Linked DNA regions of Homo sapiens: region 2 is linked to region 1. A link is an interaction called in ENCODE POLR2A ChIA-PET data of the cell type or tissue named here. Cell type or tissue: HepG2. All regions are shown on one strand. Each heading gives the region's core, and the rest is flanking DNA. Links, peaks and the distances in the headings are about the cores only.

Region 1 (8,827 bases), core at 307-8,306:
ATTTTATCAGGAGACAGGGTTTTGAGAGAAACTGGTCTGACCAAAATTTATTAGGCAGGAATTTCCTCTTCCTAATAAGCCTGGGAGCGCTATGGGACACTGGGGTCTATTTCACCCCTACAGCCTCGACCATAGAAGATGGCCACGCCCAGGGGGGCCAGTTCAGAGACCCACCCCCAGGCGTGTATTCTCTTTCCCAGGGATGTTCCTTGCTGAGAAAAAGAATTCAGCAATATTTCTCCCATTTGCTTTTGAAAGAAGAGAAATATGGCTCTGTTCCGCCCAGCTCACCGGCGGTCAGAGTTTAAGGTTATCTCTCTTGTTCCCTAAACATTGCTGTTATCCTGCTCTTTTTTCAAGGTGCCCAGATTTCATATTGTTCAAACACATATGCTCTACAATTTGTGCAGTTAATGCAATTATCACAGGGTCCTGAGGCGACATACATCCTCCTTGGCTTACGAGATGACAGGATTAAGAGATTAAAGTAAAGACAGTCATAGGAAATCACAAGGGTATTGACTGGGGAAGTGATAAGTGTCCATGAAATCTTCACAATTTATGTTTAGAGATTGCAGTAAAGACAGGCATAAGAAATTATAAAAGTATTAATTTGGGGAACTAATAAATGTCCATGAAATCTTCACAATCCACATTCTTCTGCCATGGCTTCAGCTGGTCCCTCCGTTTGGGGTCCCTGACTTCCTGAACAGTGATTACATGGGGACAATGGGAATGAGGAGGAAGAATGAGAGGCATTTGCTAGAAAATGTATTCAAACTGATGGCTGGTCTGAAAGGGAGTTGTAGGCTGGGGTGATGAGAGACAGGTCTCATAGCAACAGGGTAAACAAAGTAAACTTGGCTTGGTTGGTGTTTTATTTATTATTATTATTTTTTTGAGATGGAGTTTTGCTCTTGTTGCCCAGACTGGAGTGCAATGGTGCAATCTCAGCTCACTGCAACCTCTGCCTCCCAGATTCAAGTGATTCTCCTGCCTCAGCCTCCCGAGTAGCTGGGGTAACAGGTATGTGCCACCATGGCCAGCTAATTTCTTTATTTTTACTAGAGACGGGGTTTCACCATGTTGGCCAGGCTGATCTCCAACTCCTGACCTCAAGTGATCCGCCCACCTTGGCCTCCCAAAGTGCTGGAATTACAGGCATGAGCCACGGCACCCGGCCTATTATTATTATTATTTTATTTCGAGACAGGGTCTTCCTCTGTCACTCAGGCTGAAGTGCAGTGGTGCAATCTCAGCTTTCTGCAACCTCTGCCTCCTGGGCTCAAGCGATCGATCCTCCTGTCTCAGCCTCCCAAGTAGCTGGGACTACAGGCGCATGCCACAAAGCTAGGCTAATTTTTTTTTTGTATCTTTTGAAGAGGCAAGATTTTGCTGTGTCCAGCCTGTCTCCAGGCTGGTCTTGAACTCATGAGCTCAAAGCAATCTGCCCACCTTGGCCTCCCAAAGTGCTGGGATTGCAGGTGTGAGCCACTGCACTCGGCAGCAGGTGTTTTAGATTGGGCTACCTTGAAGCAGAACCTGGGGTGGGGACTTTTGTTCAAGAGATACACTGCGGGAGGCTCTCAGGAGAAAGACTGAAGAAAACAGGATAGGGAAGGGAAAAAGGCTAAGCAAGGATGTGAGCTTCAGCCTGAGCTCATGGGGAAGCTCAGGGCAGCAAATTGCACCAGTCAATTGCACTTGGAGGCATGGGGGCTGGCGTTTTGTAGATCTGCTTTAAGGTCAGGCAGCCACTGGGAGTCTGTCCAGAGTGTGTGCAAGGGAGGAGGGCTTGGCTCCTGTTTGGCCCAGGGCAATTCTCCAGAAAAGGGGACAATTGTGTGTGGTTATCAGCTGATATTCCCAAAAGCTGGAAAGTGAGTGGACTCACTGGTGAAAAGGACCTGAGCCCAAACAGTGTCCATGATAGTGAATCCATTTTGGTTGTGTTGGATTTGAGGTGGCAAAGAAATAAGGAACTGGCATGTGACTGCGGGAAATTGGAGCTACAAGACAGGAGTTCAGGTGAAAAGATAGGACTAGGTATGTAGCTATTGGAGTGGGGGACTTCGGCGCACAGATGATAGGGTTTTTTGTTTGTTTGTTTGTGAGGGTTTTTTTGTTTGTTTGTTTGTTTGTTTGTTTGGAGAGAGGGTCTTGCTCTGTAACCCTGGCTGGAGTATAGTGGCATGATCATAGCTCTCTGCAGCCTTGACCTCCCAGGCTCAAGAGATCGTCTCACCTCAGCTTCTTGAGTAGCTGATACTACAGGTGTATGTCACCACTCCCAGCCAATTTTTTAAACATTTTTTTAGAGACTGGGGGTCTCACTGTGTTGCCCAGGCTGGTCTCAAATTCCTGGGCTCAAATGATCCTGCTGCCTCAGCCTCCCAAAGTTTTGGGATTATAGGTGTGAGCCATGGCGCAGGCCTAGATGATAGTTTAAACAAGAGGGAATTTGTATATTTGTCACTTTGGGGGTTGCTGGTGGCCTTTGAAGGAAGAGTTTCACAGCAGGACAGAGTACAAAACCATATGGTGACGTGAGGTCTAGTAATGCTTTCCACAGTTAATGTCCTTCCATTCTGACTAACTCTTAACACCTCTAGGGTACTTTCTCCTTCGACTTATGTGCTGCTCATTCTGGCTTGTCCTCTGTGTTCTGGTTATTTTTTGTTGTCCAACAAATTGCCTCAAAATTTTGTGGCATGAGACAACCCTTTATTACGTTCACGGATTCTGTGGGCCAGGAATTTGGACACACCGCAGTGGGGATGGCTTGTCTCTGCTCCATGTTATCTGGGGCTGCAGCTGGAAGACTCGAAAGCTGGGGGACTGAAATCGTCTGCAGACACTTTGCAGTGGATGCTGGCAGTTAGCTCAGGGACCTCAGGGTTTCTACCTGTGGTCTAGTTAGAGTTTCTCTTGCATAGTGGCTGGGTTGCTGTGAGGGAACCAGGCATGAACTGCTTTTTTTTTTTTTGAGGCGGAGTTTCACTCTTGTTGCCCAGGCTGGAGTGCAGTGGTGCAGTCATGGTTCACTGCAGCCTTGACTACCCAGGCTTAAGTGATCCTCCTGCCTCAGTCTCCCTGGTAGCTGGGGCTACTGCCAACATGCCTGGCTGATTTTTGTATTATTATTATCATTATTTTGTAGAGACAGGGTCTCACTATGTTGCCCAGGCTGGTCTCCAACTCCTGGGCTCAAGCAATCTGTCCATCTCAGCCTCCTAAAGTATTGGGATTACAGGTGTGAGCCACTGTGCCCAGCTGCATTCTTTTTATAACCTCATCTTTTTTTGATCTGCATCACCTCCCTCCTACCCTATTGGTCAGAGTAGTCACAGCCCCGCTCCCATTCAAAGAGAGGGAACATGGCCCCTACCTGGAGTGTCAGTCATGGGACAAGGAGAGCAAGTGGAAAGGGGCACCCAACTTTGGAAAATACCATCGGCCACACTCTATCGGAGCCTCCATTTGCTTTTTATGAGTGGCCTTCATTTATTTAGCTGTCATTGGGTCAACAATAACAGCAACTTGAGGAACCTCTTGAGGGCAGGGATCAGGCCTGTTACGTTTGTTTACTTTATCTTTATATCCTGAGCATTGGCCCAGGAATAAGTATCTGTGGAAGGACGGGATCCTTCTAAGTCTCTCATCTATTTTTCATACACGGCATCATTTAATTCTAAACTAGCTGTCATTACCATTTCACAATTGAAGAAACTGAGGCTTAGAGGCGCAAATGGTCTCTCTCAGATGACTCAGGTCTTCTGGGTTGATGTGGCTTTTATTAAGAACTTGTTGTCTCCAACAGCAAATAGCATTCCTAGGGGCTGGGGCTGTTTCTTCAAGGCCCCTGCCTCTGCACCCTGGTAGCAGCACAGGCCTAGCTGTAGGGCTGTGGACAGCGTGCCCTCGGCTGCTTACTGACTGGTTGGCATTTGATACATATGATGATTTAACATGAAGATTTAGTGTGATTTTGCATCTCTTCATGGGAGCAGGGTCAGGACCAGGTCCTGTTGCGGAATTCAGCTTTGGGGCTGGGTAGAAGACTGGGATGAAGTTGCTCCTCATCTCTGTGCCCTGGCTATGAGCAGGCAGCACCTGGGTCAGGAGTGTGAGGTGAGTGGGTGATGCTAAGGAGGGTTCAGGTGGAGCAGTCAGACTGTGCTGAGTAACTCCCCTGGAGGGGAAGGGGGACGTGGTGGAGGCAGTTCCTGGAGGCCCAGCTCAGAGCGGAGAAAGGAGCCAATTACCACCTCCTCCCAAGTCACATCCCAGCCCTGGGAATACTTCACAGGCTCCGGGGAAATCCCGGCCAAGTGGCAGAGTGGGTGGTGGGGTGCTTATCACTCATGATCAGGAGTGGGTGGGGGCGGATCTTAGAGCTTGCATCAGGCCTCAATTTTCCAACTCCTGCCTGTGATCCACCCCCGCGCCCACTGCACACCACCAACCAACCTTTGACTTTATCTCTTTAGTTGATTTCTCAGAGATTGCAGATCAGGAAGGGCCTTTGGAAACCACAGCTTCCACTTCCGCTGTGGGGGCAGAAAGCACGGGACAATCTAACCCTTTCGTGCCTGGAAAGTAACAAGGAGGACTCTGCCCTTACCAGGTTCCCAAGGTCCTGTACCAGCCCCACAGGGACTGCTGAGGGGAGCTTTTTCTCTCTGGTTCCTCATCCTCTCCTCTACTCAGGTGTAGGCTGTCCCTGCCTAGTTGGTCTGACAGTAGCTCCCTGCGACTTCTCATATCACCTCCGACTCCCCAGCCTCACCTCCACGGGCCCTGATGCACTGGCTTCGGCTGTGTCTTTTGTGAGTCATCCTTGCTGCTTTGTTCCAGCCCCACTGATGGGCCTCCTGCCCTCCCCCATGCAGGACTTAGTCACCGCTCGTGTCATCAATCCCTCTGGAATGCACCCCTCCTCCAGACACCCATGCTCCCCACATCCTTTATTATTTTGTTAAAACTAGCAATGCCCCCCCCAACCCCCATGATTAAAATAGTACATGTTTGTTGTGGGAAATCTGTAATATGCAAAATATACACAAAAGAGAATAAAAAGCACCAATAATTCCATAACCCAAATTAGCTAACATTACATTCCGGTGGATTTCCATCTGGCATTCTCCTCGCCAGAACTCCGTCCAGCTTCAGGCCTTCATGTGTGCTTATTGCTTCTTTTACCTGCAGTCATGCTCTCTGTCTCTCCCCTCCTTCAATCTGTGAGCAAATCTACTCATCCTTATTATTTTAAGGGTCATTCTTTCAGAGAAACCTTCCCTCTACCCCCAAGCTAGTCTCTTTATTACACACTCACAATACCCAGTACTTTTCCTTGTAGCACTCACCACAACTAGAAATAAATCATCATTTTTGTCCTCTTGTGTTTAATGTCTGCCTAGCTACCTGACGTAAGGTCTGTGACTGGTTTTCTTGTTTACTCTGATGGCCCTAGCACCCATCACAGTGCCCTGTACTCAGAAAACATACATCATACCCAGATGCCTTCCCGGAATAACCATGTGCCTGTCTTCCCAGCACTTACAATAATCAATTTAACAAATATAATTAATCAATTACTATGTGCCTGGCTTGGTTTCAGGTACAGGATACCAAGCAAAATGACCCAGTTCTTACCCTCGAGGAGGTCTCAGTCTTTTGAGGGAGACAGATCAGTAATGGAAGCTTTCTAATGTACAGCTAAGTAAACGGTGATCAATAGTGTTAGGTAAAGTGTGGAGGAGAGGTCCGTGAACAATCCTGGGGAGATGACACCATTGTTTTATCTTGTTAATGCATTTACTTCACAGAATCACAGGATAATGGAATTGGACGGCACCATGAGATCAGCAGGCCCATCTCTTCCTGTACAGATGAGGAAACTAAAGTGGTGAAGGGTAGTGAAGCCACTTAGCCAAAGCCATTGGGTGACAGATCTGGGAATAGAACTTGGATCTTTAGATTCCCAGCCCAGGGCTCTTTCCACTGTACCTGGGGGCCTTTGGACTCCCCCTCCCCTCTCCTCTTATTCTGTTAATCCCCAAGTCCTTTGATTTTCCCCATGAAGGTCTCTCCAATCTCTCCACTTTTCCTCATCCCCACATCACCAGGCTCTAAGCCTCCAACATCATCTCCAGCCTGAGCACCTACCCTCACCTCCTACCTCATCTCTCTGCTTCTAGTCTTGCCCTGCTCAGATGCCTTCTCCACTCTGCCGCCAAAATGAGCCTCACAGATGTACGCATGTCTGTCCCTGGCTTAGAACTCCAGTGGCTTCCCACCAGGCTTTTAGAAATATACTCAAAATTCTTATATGGTGTATTAGTCAGCTCAGGCTGCCATAACAAAATATCCTAGACGGGGTGGCTTAAACAACAGAAGTTTATTTCTCACAGTTCTGGAAGCTGAGAAGTCCAAGACCAAAGTGCTGGCAAGGTCAGCTTTATTCAGACTTTCAGAGTCCTCTTTTCTTTCTTTCTTTTATTTTATTTTATTTTATTTTTTTATTTTTTTTGAGACAGCATCCTGCTCTGTTGCCCAGGCTGGAGTGCAATGGCGTGATCTCGGGTTCAAGTGATTCTCCTGCCTCAGCCTCCCGAGTAGCTGTGACTGCAGGTGCCCGCCACCACACCCAGCTAATTTGATACTTTTAATAGAGACGGGGTTTCACCATGTTGGCCAGGATGGTCTCGATCTCTTGACCTTGTGATCTGCCTGCCTCGGCCTCCCAAAGTGCTGGGATTACAGGCGTAAGCCACCACGCCTGGCCTCTTTCTTTCTCTTTTTTTTTTTTTTTTTGAGACAGAGAGAGTCTTGCTCTGTCACCCAGGCTAGAGTGCAATGGCATGATCTCGGCTCACTGCAAACTCTGCCTCCCAGGTTCAAGTGATTCTCCTGTCTCAGCTTCCTGAGTAGCTGGGATTACAGGCGCCCACCACCATGCCTGGCTAATTTTTGATTTTTAGTAGAGACGGGGTTTCACCATGTTGGCCAGGCTGTTCTCAAACTCTTGATCTCAGGTGATCCACCCTCCTCAGCCTCCCAAAGTGCTGGGATTACAGGTGTGAGCCACCGCACCTGGCCCAGAGTCCTCTTTACTTCGTTGTAGGTGGCCGCCATTTTGCTCTGTACTCACATGGCCTCTTCGTGCATGTGGGGAGAGAGAGCTCTCTTGTGCATCCTGTTCCTTTTATAAGAACACCAGTCCCATCAGATTAGGGCCTCACCCTTAGGACCTCATTTAACCTGAATCACCTAAAAACCCTATCTCCAAATATAGTCGCATTGAGAGTTAGGGGTTCAACATACGAATTTGGGGGGACACAATTCATTCCATAGTGTAGGGTCCACTGGGCCTTTTTTGGTTGAGCCCACCTTACCAGCCTCTTCTAAACCCAACTCACCTCTCTGTCTGTACGCTTTTATATCTTGGAATTTTTTTGGTTCCTCCGACTTGTCTGGATCTCTTGTAGCTCAGGTTCCCCCTCCCCCTGCTCTGATGTTTTTATATTTTCATCATTTTCAAGTCTCAGTTTGAACATTAGCTTCTAGGAGAGGCCTTCCCTGATCTGCATCCTGTGTTAGGTCCTCTGGCTATACATGCCTATGGTACCCTGAACTCCACCTTGTGTAAGAGTCACCACCTCAGTCCTGTGTGTTTCATATCTGTCCTTCTGAGCTCCACAAGGCAGGAAGATCTCTGTCTGGTTGGTTGCAGTATCCCCAGGGCTAGCACAGTGCCTGGTGCCTACTAAGCAGTCAAGATTAACTTTTACTGGTAGATGCTCAATACATTTCCATTGACCTGAGCTGTCCTCAGAGAGTATATGTATTTTGTTGTCTAATTTGGGTTGAAATCTCTCAGAAGGGTCCTATCTGTTCCTTACTTGAAATCTCCTATCCCGTGCCCATCCTGGGCTCCTTCATTCAGGAAACATTCCCATAAATGATTATTAACTGATCTCCCTACAACTTTCCCAACATGTATCACATTTGAAGGAACAATCATATTTAAAAGAATATGTTACATAGCAGGACAGTTTATTATGAATGTCATGTAACAACAATCTACTGAGAATTAAAAAGAAACTAAAGTGTTCCTCTCCTCTCCCACCTCTGGGCAACCAGGACTTCATTTCTTTGAAATTGTGGATTTCCTGACCCCTGAGGTGTTTGGCTTTTTGTGTATGTTTTAGAAGGAACAGAAAGAATCAGGCTGGGTGGGGCTGTAAAGGAAACCCACCCTAAGCAGGCCTCGTTTTGGAAGAGCTGGAAAGATACCTGTGGTGCCAGATGGTATGAGAGTACAGGGTGTGAGGGCAGGAGCCTACTTCTTGGTTGACTCTTAGACTTCCATGGACTCATGGAAAAGAGAAGGGGTGCAGGCTGGGCACAATAGCTCATACCTGTAATCCCAGCACTCTGGGAGGCCGAGGTGGGCAGATCACTTGAGGTCAGGAGTTTGAGACTAGCCTAGCCAACATGGTGAAACCCCGTCTCTACTAAAAATACAAAAATTAGCTGGGCGTGGTGGTGGGTGCCTGTAATCTCAGCTACTCGGGAGGCTGAGGCAAGAGAATCGCTTGAACCTGGGAGGCGGAGGTTGCAGTGAGCTGAAGTCATTCCACTGCACTCCAGCCTGGGCAACAAGAGCAAGACTCTGTCTCAAAAAAAAAAAAAATCAGAATGGTGGTTAGTTTGGAGTGAGGTGGGCAGGAAAGAGGGTGCTACATATTGACTGCAAGGGAAACAAGGGAGACTCCTGGGTTGAAGCTATCTTGTCTAGATGGTGGTTAAATGGGTAAATATA
Region 2 (8,763 bases), core at 764-8,763, 73 kb before region 1:
TCAGTACTCCCACCCTCCTCTGAATCAATGCTGTTGTATGCTGTACCAGACATCTTATGTTTTCCCTTGAATTCAGTCTCCACCCTGCTTTCTGCTTCAGTAAGTTGTCCCAAATGGACGGTATCAATGAAAGTCACAGTTTTTATTGAGAAAGTCCTCTCGCCGGGCGCGGTGGCTCACGCCTGTAATCCCAGCAGTTTGGGAGGCCGAGGCGGGTGGATCACGAGGTCAGGAGATCGAGACCACGGTGAAACCCCGTCTCTACTAAAAATACAAAAAAAATTAGCCGGGCGCGGTGGCGGGCGCTTGTAGTCACAGCTGCTCAGGAGGCTGAGGCAGAAGAATGGCGTGAACCCGGGAGGCAGAGCTTGCAGTGAGCCGAGATCGCGCCACTGCACTCCAGCCTGGGCGACAGAGCAAGACTCCATCTCAAAAAAAAAAAAAAAAAAAAAGAAAAGAAAAAAAAAAAAAGAAAGTCCTCTCTACACGACTGCTCTGTCCTCATCTTTTTGAGCTTGGAGGTGATCACAACAGAGCTGTGGGTACTAAGGCACTGCACTATTCTTTCTGATTTCCCTACACCCTGCCTACTTCTTTGTAATTATCACTTTATTAAACTCTCCCCCAAATTATCCTAATTTCACTGTGCTATTCATTTCCTGCTAGGACCATGAATAGAGACACTTACCACACAAAGCAATGTGCTACAAGCTATGGGGTTCATTGGAAGTGTAAGAGGCCAGACTCGGTGGCTCACGCCTGTAATCCCAGCAATTCGGGAGGCTGAGGTGGGTGGATCACTTTAGACCAGAAGCTGGAGACCAGAATGGCCAACGTGGTGAAACCCCATTTCTACTAAAAAATTTTAAAAATTAGCTGGGTGTGGTGGTATGCGCCTGTAATCCCAGCTACTTGGGAGGCTGAGGCAGGAGAATCCACTGGGTGATGGAGCAAGATTCTGTCTCAAACAAAAAAATAAATAAATAAAATACAAGGAAGTGTAAGAAAAGATCCCTAATCTCTAGATGTTTAACCTGAGGCATTTAAATAGTACCACTCATGAAGAGGGAGTGTAGCTGAGTGCTACATGGTGCTCTACAGACAGCAGGTATGGTAAGAAATCAAGGTCTCTGGCTGGGCGCAGTGGCTCACAGCTGTAATCCCAGCACTTGGGAGGCCGAGGCAGTTGGATCATCTGAGGTCAGGAGTTTGAGACCAGCCTGGCCAACATGGTGAAACCTCGTCTCCACTTAAAAGACAAAAATTAGCCAGGTGTGGTGGCAGGAGCCTGTAATCCCAGCTTCTCGGGAGGCTGAGGCAGGAGAATCGCTTGAACCCGGGAGGTGGAGGTTGCGATAAGCTGAGATCTCGCCACTGGACTCCAGCCTGGGTGACAGAGTGAGACTCCGTCTCAAAAAAAAAAAAAAAGGAGCTGGGCGCGGTGGCTCATGCCTGTTATCCCAGCACTATGGGAGGCCTAGGTGGGTGGATCACGAGGTCAGGGGTTAGAGACCAGCCTGACCAACATGGCGAAACCCCGTCTCTACTAAAAATACAAAAATTAGCCGGGTGTGGTGGCACACACCTGTAGTCCCAACTACTTGGGAGGCTGAGGCAGGAGAATTGCTTGAACCTGGGAGGCGGAGGTTGCAGTAAGCCGAGATCGCGCCACTGCACTCCAGCCTGGGCAACAGAACAAGACTCCATCTCAACAACAACAACAAAAAAAAAAGGAGCCGGGTGCAGTGGCTCACGCCTGTAATCCCAGCACTTTGCGAGGCCAAGGTGGGTGGATCACCTGAGGTCGGGAGTTCGAGACCAGCCTGACCAACATGGAGAAACCCTGTCTCTACCAAAAATACAAAATTAGCTGGGCGTGGTGGTGCATGCCTGTAATCCCAGCTACTCAGAAAGCTGAGGCAGGAGAATCACTTGAACCCGAGAGGCGGAGGCTGCAGTGAGCCGAGATCACGCCATTGAACCCAGCCTGGGCAACAAGAGTGAAACTCTGTCTCAAAAAAAAAAAAAAAAAAATGGAAAGAAAGAAATCAGGGCCTCCGGGACATGGACAATTTTAGAGTATGAAAGCTTTGAGTTGTGCAAGGGGACTAATATTTATCTGGGTCATACTGTCTGCCACCCCCACAATGGCTGTGCTTAATGTATATTATGAGATTAGATATGTTTAATAGCCAGCAAAATGCTTGGCAAATCTCATGCTATTTCTACTACACCAAAGTTTTCCAAACTTAAGTATTACTTACATGCAGAAAAGTGTACATAAGTAATCAACTATTTTTTAAAAATTGAAATTCATGCAACATAAAATTAACCTTTTTTTTTTTTTGAGTTGCGGTCCAGGCTGGAGTGCAGTGGTATGATCACAGCTCACTGCAACCTCGAACTTCTGGGCAAATGGTCCTCTTGCCTCAGCCTCCTGAGTAGTTGGGACTACAGGCATGCGCCACCACATTCAGCTAACTTTTTATTTTTTGTAGTGATGGGGTCTCACTATGATACCCAGGTTGGTCTCAAACTCCTTGGCTCAAGTGATCCTGCTGCCTTAGCCTCCCAGGGTGCCACCATGCCTTGCCTAACCACTTTATTGTATTTATTTATTTATTTATTTTTGAGACAGAGTTTCGCTCTTATTGCCCAGGCTGGAGTGCAATGGCGCGATCTTGGCTCACTGCAACCTCCGCCTCTTGGGTTCATGTGATTCTCCTGCCTCAGCCTCCCAAGTAGCTGGGATTACAGGCGCCCACCACCACATCTGGCCAATTTTTGTATTTTTAATAGAGATAGGGTTTCACCATGTTGGCCAGGCTAGTCTCAATCAAACTCCTGACCTCAGGTGATCCACCCACCTTGGCCTCCCACAGTGCTGGGATTACAGGCGTGAGCCACCACACCCGGCCTAGCCTAACCACTTTAAAGAGAATAATATAATGGTATTTAGTACATTAGTATATTAGTAATAGGTACAACCACCACCTCTATCTAATTTCAAAACATTTTTTTTTTGAGATGGAGCTTTGCTCTTATTGCCCATGCTGGAGTGCAATGGCTGATCTCCGCTCACTGCAACCTCTGCCACCCAGGTTCAAGCAATTCTCCTGCTCAGCCTCCCAAGTAGCTGGGATTACAGGCATGTGCCACCACGCCTGGCTAATTTTGTATTTTTAGTAGTGACAGGGTTTCACCATGTTGGTCCAGCTAGTCTCGAACTCCTGACCTCAAGTGATCCACCTGCCCCAGCCTCCCAAAGTGCTGGGATTACAGGCATGAGCCACCACGCTGGGCCTTCAAAACATTTTCATCACCCCCAAATAAAACTCCATACCCATGAAGTTACTCCCCATTTTCTCATCTCCCCCACCCCACAGCCACTGGCAACCACAAATCTGCTCTTGTTCTCTATGGGTTTACCTATTCTGGATATTCCTTACATGTGTAATCACATAATATGTGTTCTGTTTCTGGCTTTCCTTCACTTAGCAAAATATTTTGATATTCATCCTCAAAATATTGTAGCATATATCAGTATTTCATCCTTTTCTATGGTTGAATAATATTTGATTATATGGATATATCACAATTGTTTATCCACTCATTTGCTGATGAATATTTGTGTTGTTTCCACCTTTTTGGCTATTGTAAAAAGTGCTGATATGAACACTCACGTACAAGAATTTGTTTGAATAACTGTTTTCTTTTCCTTTTTTTTTTTTTTTTTTGGAGACAGAGTCGTGCTCTGTTACCCAGGCTGGAATGTAGTTGCACAATCATGGCTCATTGCAGCCTTGACCTCCTCCCACCTCAGCATTCCAAGTAGCTGGGATTACAGGCATGTGCCACCACACCTGGCTAAATTTTTTTTTTTTTTTTGAGAGAGAGTCTTTCTCTGTCACCCAGGCTGGAGTGCAGTGGCATGATCTCAGCTCACTGCAACCTCTGCTTCCCGGGTTCACGTGATTCTGCAGCCTCAGCCTCCCCAGTAGCTGGGATTACAGCCACATGCCACCATGCCCAGCTAATTTTTTTATTATTATTATTATTATTTTTTGAGACAGAGTCTCCCTCTATAGCCAGGCTCGAGTGCAGTGGCATGATCTTGGCTCACTGCAAACTCTGACTCTCTGGTTCAAGTGATTCTTCTGCCTCAGCCTCACGAGTAGCTGGGACTACAGGCGCACGCCACCACGCCCAGCTAATTTTTGTATTTTTAGTAGAGAGGGGGTTTCACCATGTTGGACAGGATGGTCTTGATCTCCTGACCTCATGATCCACCCGCCTCAGCCTCCCAAAGTGTTGGGATTACAGGCGTGAGCCACCAGGCCCAGTTAATTTTTTTTTTTTTTTAGACGGAGTTTTGCTCTTGTTGCAACGGCATGATCTTGGCTCACCACAATCTCCACCTCCCAGGTTCAAGTGATTCTCCTGCCTCAGCCTCCGGAGTAGCTGGGATTACCGGCATGCACCACCACGCCCAGCTAATTTTGTATTTTTTAGTAGAGACGGGTTTCTCCATGTTGGTCAGGCTGGTATCGAACTCCTGACCTCAGGTGATCCAACCACCTTCGGCCTCCCAAAATGCTGGGATTACAGGCATGAGCCACCACACCCGGCTAATTTTTGTATTTTTTAGTAGAGATGGGGTTTTGCCATGTTGGCCAGGCTCGTCTTGAACTCCTGACCTCAGGTGATCTACCCACCTTGCCTCCCAAAGTGCTAGGATTATAGGCGTGAGCCACCGCACCTAGCCCATTTTTGTATTTTTTGTAGTGACAGGGTTTTGCCATGTTGCCCAGACTGGTTGCCCGTGAAGTCCTGGGCTCATGCAATCCTCCCACTTTGGCCTCCCAAACTGCTGGGATTATAGGCATAAGCCACCCCACCCAGCCTGGACACCTGATTTAAATTCTTTTGGGTGTACACCTAGGAGCAGAATTGCTGGACTGTTCGGTAATTCCGTATTTAACTTTCTTTTTTTTCCTCCAATTTGAGAGCAGGTACTGCTTAAGTGCTTAGATTAGAAAAACAATCACAGTAGACACCTTAGCTCATTCTTCTAATAAGTCTGTTGATCCGGTTCTCCCTGTTGCCAGCATGTCCACTTTCTACAAAATGGGTGGTCTTTTTCTTTACTCTACCTTGTGGAGAGGATAATTTGAAGGGCTACAGGAAGTTATTTGCTTCTTTGAAGCATTTTCCAACAGTATAGATCTCAAGAATCAGATCCTCCATGCAGGTGATGCCATATTTACCAAGAGATAAAGCAATCAAAGTGTCATCTGTCAAAGCAATTTGCTTCTTATTGATTTTTGCCATAACCATGCTGGTAGATTAGTTCATTTACTGACTTCAGCTTTGGGTACCCCCATGCCATATATGGTTCTACAATCCTCAGCATGTTCATTGAAGCCTTGTTGAGCTTCACAAAGGTTCCACTGAAGATTTAACAAAGGCGAAGAAGCTGCAACACCTTTCGGACCTTTGGGTTCACACCACTGATACCTCTGATCCTGATGACAAACGGCAATTTGGGTTTTGCAGGTACATAGAAGTTGCCAGCTTTTCTGGCCATCCTAGCCATTCGAATTTCAGTTCTGTACATCTGCCTATATTCCTTGTGATAGTGCTTCACTTTTTCATAGATAAGCTTCCTCCTTGCCTTTTGAATCATCTTTTGGGCAAATTTCTTTCTCGGGCCTTTGATCTTCAGCTCTGGGAAATTCCTTCGCTTTTTAAGGGTTTCTGGCATAGCAAGAACCTCCTTCTTTTTCTCTCTCTTTTTTTTTTTAAGACGGGGTCTTGCTCTGTCTCCCATGCTGGAGTGCAATGGTGCGATCTCGACTCAATGCAACCTCCCCCTCCTGCATTCAAGCAATTCTCCTGCCTCAGCCTCCTGAGTAGCTGGGATCACAGGGGCTGGCCACCATGCCCGGCTAATTTTGTTTTGAATTTTTAGTAGAGACGGGGTTTTGTCATGTTGGCCAGCCTGGTCTTGAACTCCTGACCTCAGGTGACCTGCCCACCTCGGCCTCCCAAAGTGTTGGGATTACAGGTGTGAGCCACTGCACCCCGGCCCTCTCCTTCTTATCTACAACACTCTACATGAGGGTTCCAGCCAGAAAAGAGGCTACTTTTTTTTTTTTGTTTTTTTTTTGAGAGGGAGTCTCGCTCTGTCGCCAGGCTGGAGTACAGTGGAGCAGTCTTGGCTCACTGCAACCTCCACCTCCCGGGTTCAAGCGATTCTCCTGCCTCAGCCTCCCGAGTAGCTAGGACTACAGGCGCCTGCCACCACGCCTAGCTAATTTTTTGTATTTTTAGTAGAGACGGGGTTTCTCCATGTTAGCCAGGATGGTCTCAATCTCCTGATCTTGTGATCTGCCCACCTTGGCCTCCCAAAGTGCTAGGATTACAGGGGTGAGCCACCACGCCTGGCCTTTTTTTTTTTAGATGGAGTCTTGTTCTGTTGCCCAGGCTGGAGTGCAGTGGCACGATCTCAGCTCACTGCAACCTCCACTTCCCGGGTTCCAGCAATTCTTCTGCCTCAGCCTCCCAAGTAGCTGGGATTGCAGGCACATGCCACCACGCCCGGCTAATTTTTGTATTTTAAGTAGAGACGGGATTTCACCATGTTGGCCAGGCTGGTCTCTAACTCCTGACCTCAGGTGATCCACCTGTCTTGACTTCCCAAAGTGCTGGGATTACAGGCATGAGCTGCCGTGACTGGCCTTTTATTTTTTTGAGACAAGGTCTCACTCTGTTGCCCAGGCTGAAGTGCAGTGGCTCGTGTCCACCCACTGCAGCCTTGACCTCCTGGGCTCAAACGATTTTCCTCTTAGCCTCCCAAGTAGCTGGGACCATAGGTGTGTGCCACCATGCCCAGTGAATTTTTGTATTTTTGGTAGAGACGAGGTTTTGTCATGTTGCCCGGCTGGCCGTGAACTTCTGAGCTCAAGTGATCTGCCAGCCTTGGCCTCCAAAGTGCTGGGATTACATGTGTGAGCCACTGTGCCCATCCATATGTTTAACTTTTTGAGGAACCATCAAACTGTTTACCACAGAGGCTGAACCATTTAACATTCCTACCAGCAATGTATAAGGATTCTAATTTCTCCACATCCTTGTAATCAACCAACTTTTAAAATTTAAATCTGGCTGGGCACGGTGGCTCAAGCCTGTAATCCCAGCACTTTTGGAGGCTGAGGTGGGTGGCTCACTTGAGGTCACGAGTTAGAGACCAGCTTGGGCAACATGACAAAACCTCGTCTCTACCAAAAATACAAAATTCATCGGGCATGGTTGCACACACCTATGGTCCCAGCTACTTGGGAGGCTGAGAGGAAAATCGTTTGAGCCCAGGAGGTCAAGGCTGCAGTAAGCCGACATCGAGCCACTGCACTTCAGCCTGGGCAACAGAGTGACACCTTGACTCAAAAAGATAAAAGGCCAGTCATGGCGGCTCATGCCTGTTATCCCAGCACTTTGGGAAGTCAAGACAGGTGGATCACCTGAGGTCAGGAGTTCGAGACCAGCATGGCCAACATGGTGAAACCCCGTCTCTACTACAAATACAAAAATTAGCCGGGTGTGGTGGCATGTGCCTGTAATCCCAGCTACTCGGGAGGCTGAGGTGGGTGGATCACTTGAGGTCAGAAGTTAGAGACCAGCCTGGGCAACATGACAAAACCTCATCTCTACCAAAAATACAAAAATTTAGTAGAGCCCCGTCTCTACTAAACAATAAAAAAAAGAAAATTAGCCAGGCATGGTGGTGTGTGCCTGCAGTCCTAGCTACTCAGGAGGCTGAGGTGGGACTATTGCTTGAACTGGGAGGTGGAGGTTGCAGTGAGCCAAGATGGTGCCACTGCACTCCAGCCTAGGTGACAGAGATGAGACCCTGTCTCAAGAAAAAAAAAAAAATCTTAAGAAATGTCATACAAATTGTCCTAAATAGAAGATAATGATGAATTAAATACAAGTCTATGACTTTTTTTTTTTTAAGTTTGTGTCTTGAGACCTAGACATTTTAAAAAACTACACTACACCATAAGGCACAGAGTGAATATTTATTTATCACAGAGGTCAAGCCGAAGCTCTAATTTTATAAATCCTGGAAAAGCTGGCCAGAAAAGTACAGAGACTTGCCCAAAGTCAAAGCTAAAGATGCTTCCAGAGGCCAGGAGAGAAGAAAATGTTTTAGTAGCACTCCATAACTGGACCCTCAAATCTACTCACTCCAAGCATCCCTTCAAGTTCCTGACCCCAAAGTAAGAATCTCAGTAAGAAAAAAATAGAGATGGTTTCCAAATAGGAGGTAGGACACCATGAGTGGCATCGAGCAATAACTGCAACAGTCTGGCTAAAGATAGCTGCCACTTATGACATCTGAGCATGAAACTAGCTAATTTTAAAATGGCCATTTAATACATGCATGTAAGAAATCTTGTATCCCCTAAATCTATACAAATAAAAAACTATAAATACAAATAAAATAAAATGGCCATTAAAAAAACAAACAAACAAACAAAAAACAACCTGTGGCTTCCAAATCCCTTATCTTTTCATTTATTCATAAAGATTTCTGGTCCCACCCATGTTCCAGGACAAGTTGTATCAATATACCCCAATCCTTTCTAACGCCCTGAGTTCTTTCTTCCACATATCTTCTAATTCGTGGTCTGGGAGGGAAAAGGGTAGTGGAGTTCTCAGGTGGATGACATCTCCAAAGGGGAGAGGACAAAGGCCTCTGGC

The links. ChIA-PET counts read pairs that join two places held together with the same protein. Peaks named below come from ENCODE experiments on the same cell type or tissue, not always from the same donor. Only the 100,000 strongest peaks of a DNase experiment are listed, where the experiment ranks them.
Region 2: POLR2A ChIA-PET joins it to region 1 with 10 read pairs; 5 of 35 experiments call an interaction of 5 or more read pairs at or near these places.

The regions. Positions count from the first base shown.
Region 1 is chr6:30,764,906-30,773,732 of GRCh38, forward strand. HCG20 (HLA complex group 20) reads left to right here and starts at 1,920. Exons shown (of 4, transcript NR_138037.1): 1 at 1,920-2,046. RefSeq lists enhancers at 4,181-5,380, 4,265-4,796, 4,797-5,328 and a silencer at 4,230-4,409. In HepG2, for the core only: no CTCF peak of the experiment used is centred there; DNase peaks (open chromatin) are centred at 4,556 and 4,846; H3K4me3 peaks cover 980 bases.
Region 2 is chr6:30,691,748-30,700,510 of GRCh38, forward strand. It overlaps MDC1 (mediator of DNA damage checkpoint 1), which reads right to left. Exons shown (of 15, transcript NM_014641.3): 15 at 8,060-8,763. The coding sequence ends at 8,718. It also overlaps the pseudogene RPL7P4. Among named protein-coding and RNA genes, the nearest start is that of NRM, 5.1 kb to the left of the region's middle. In HepG2, for the core only: no CTCF peak of the experiment used is centred there; a DNase peak (open chromatin) is centred at 3,794.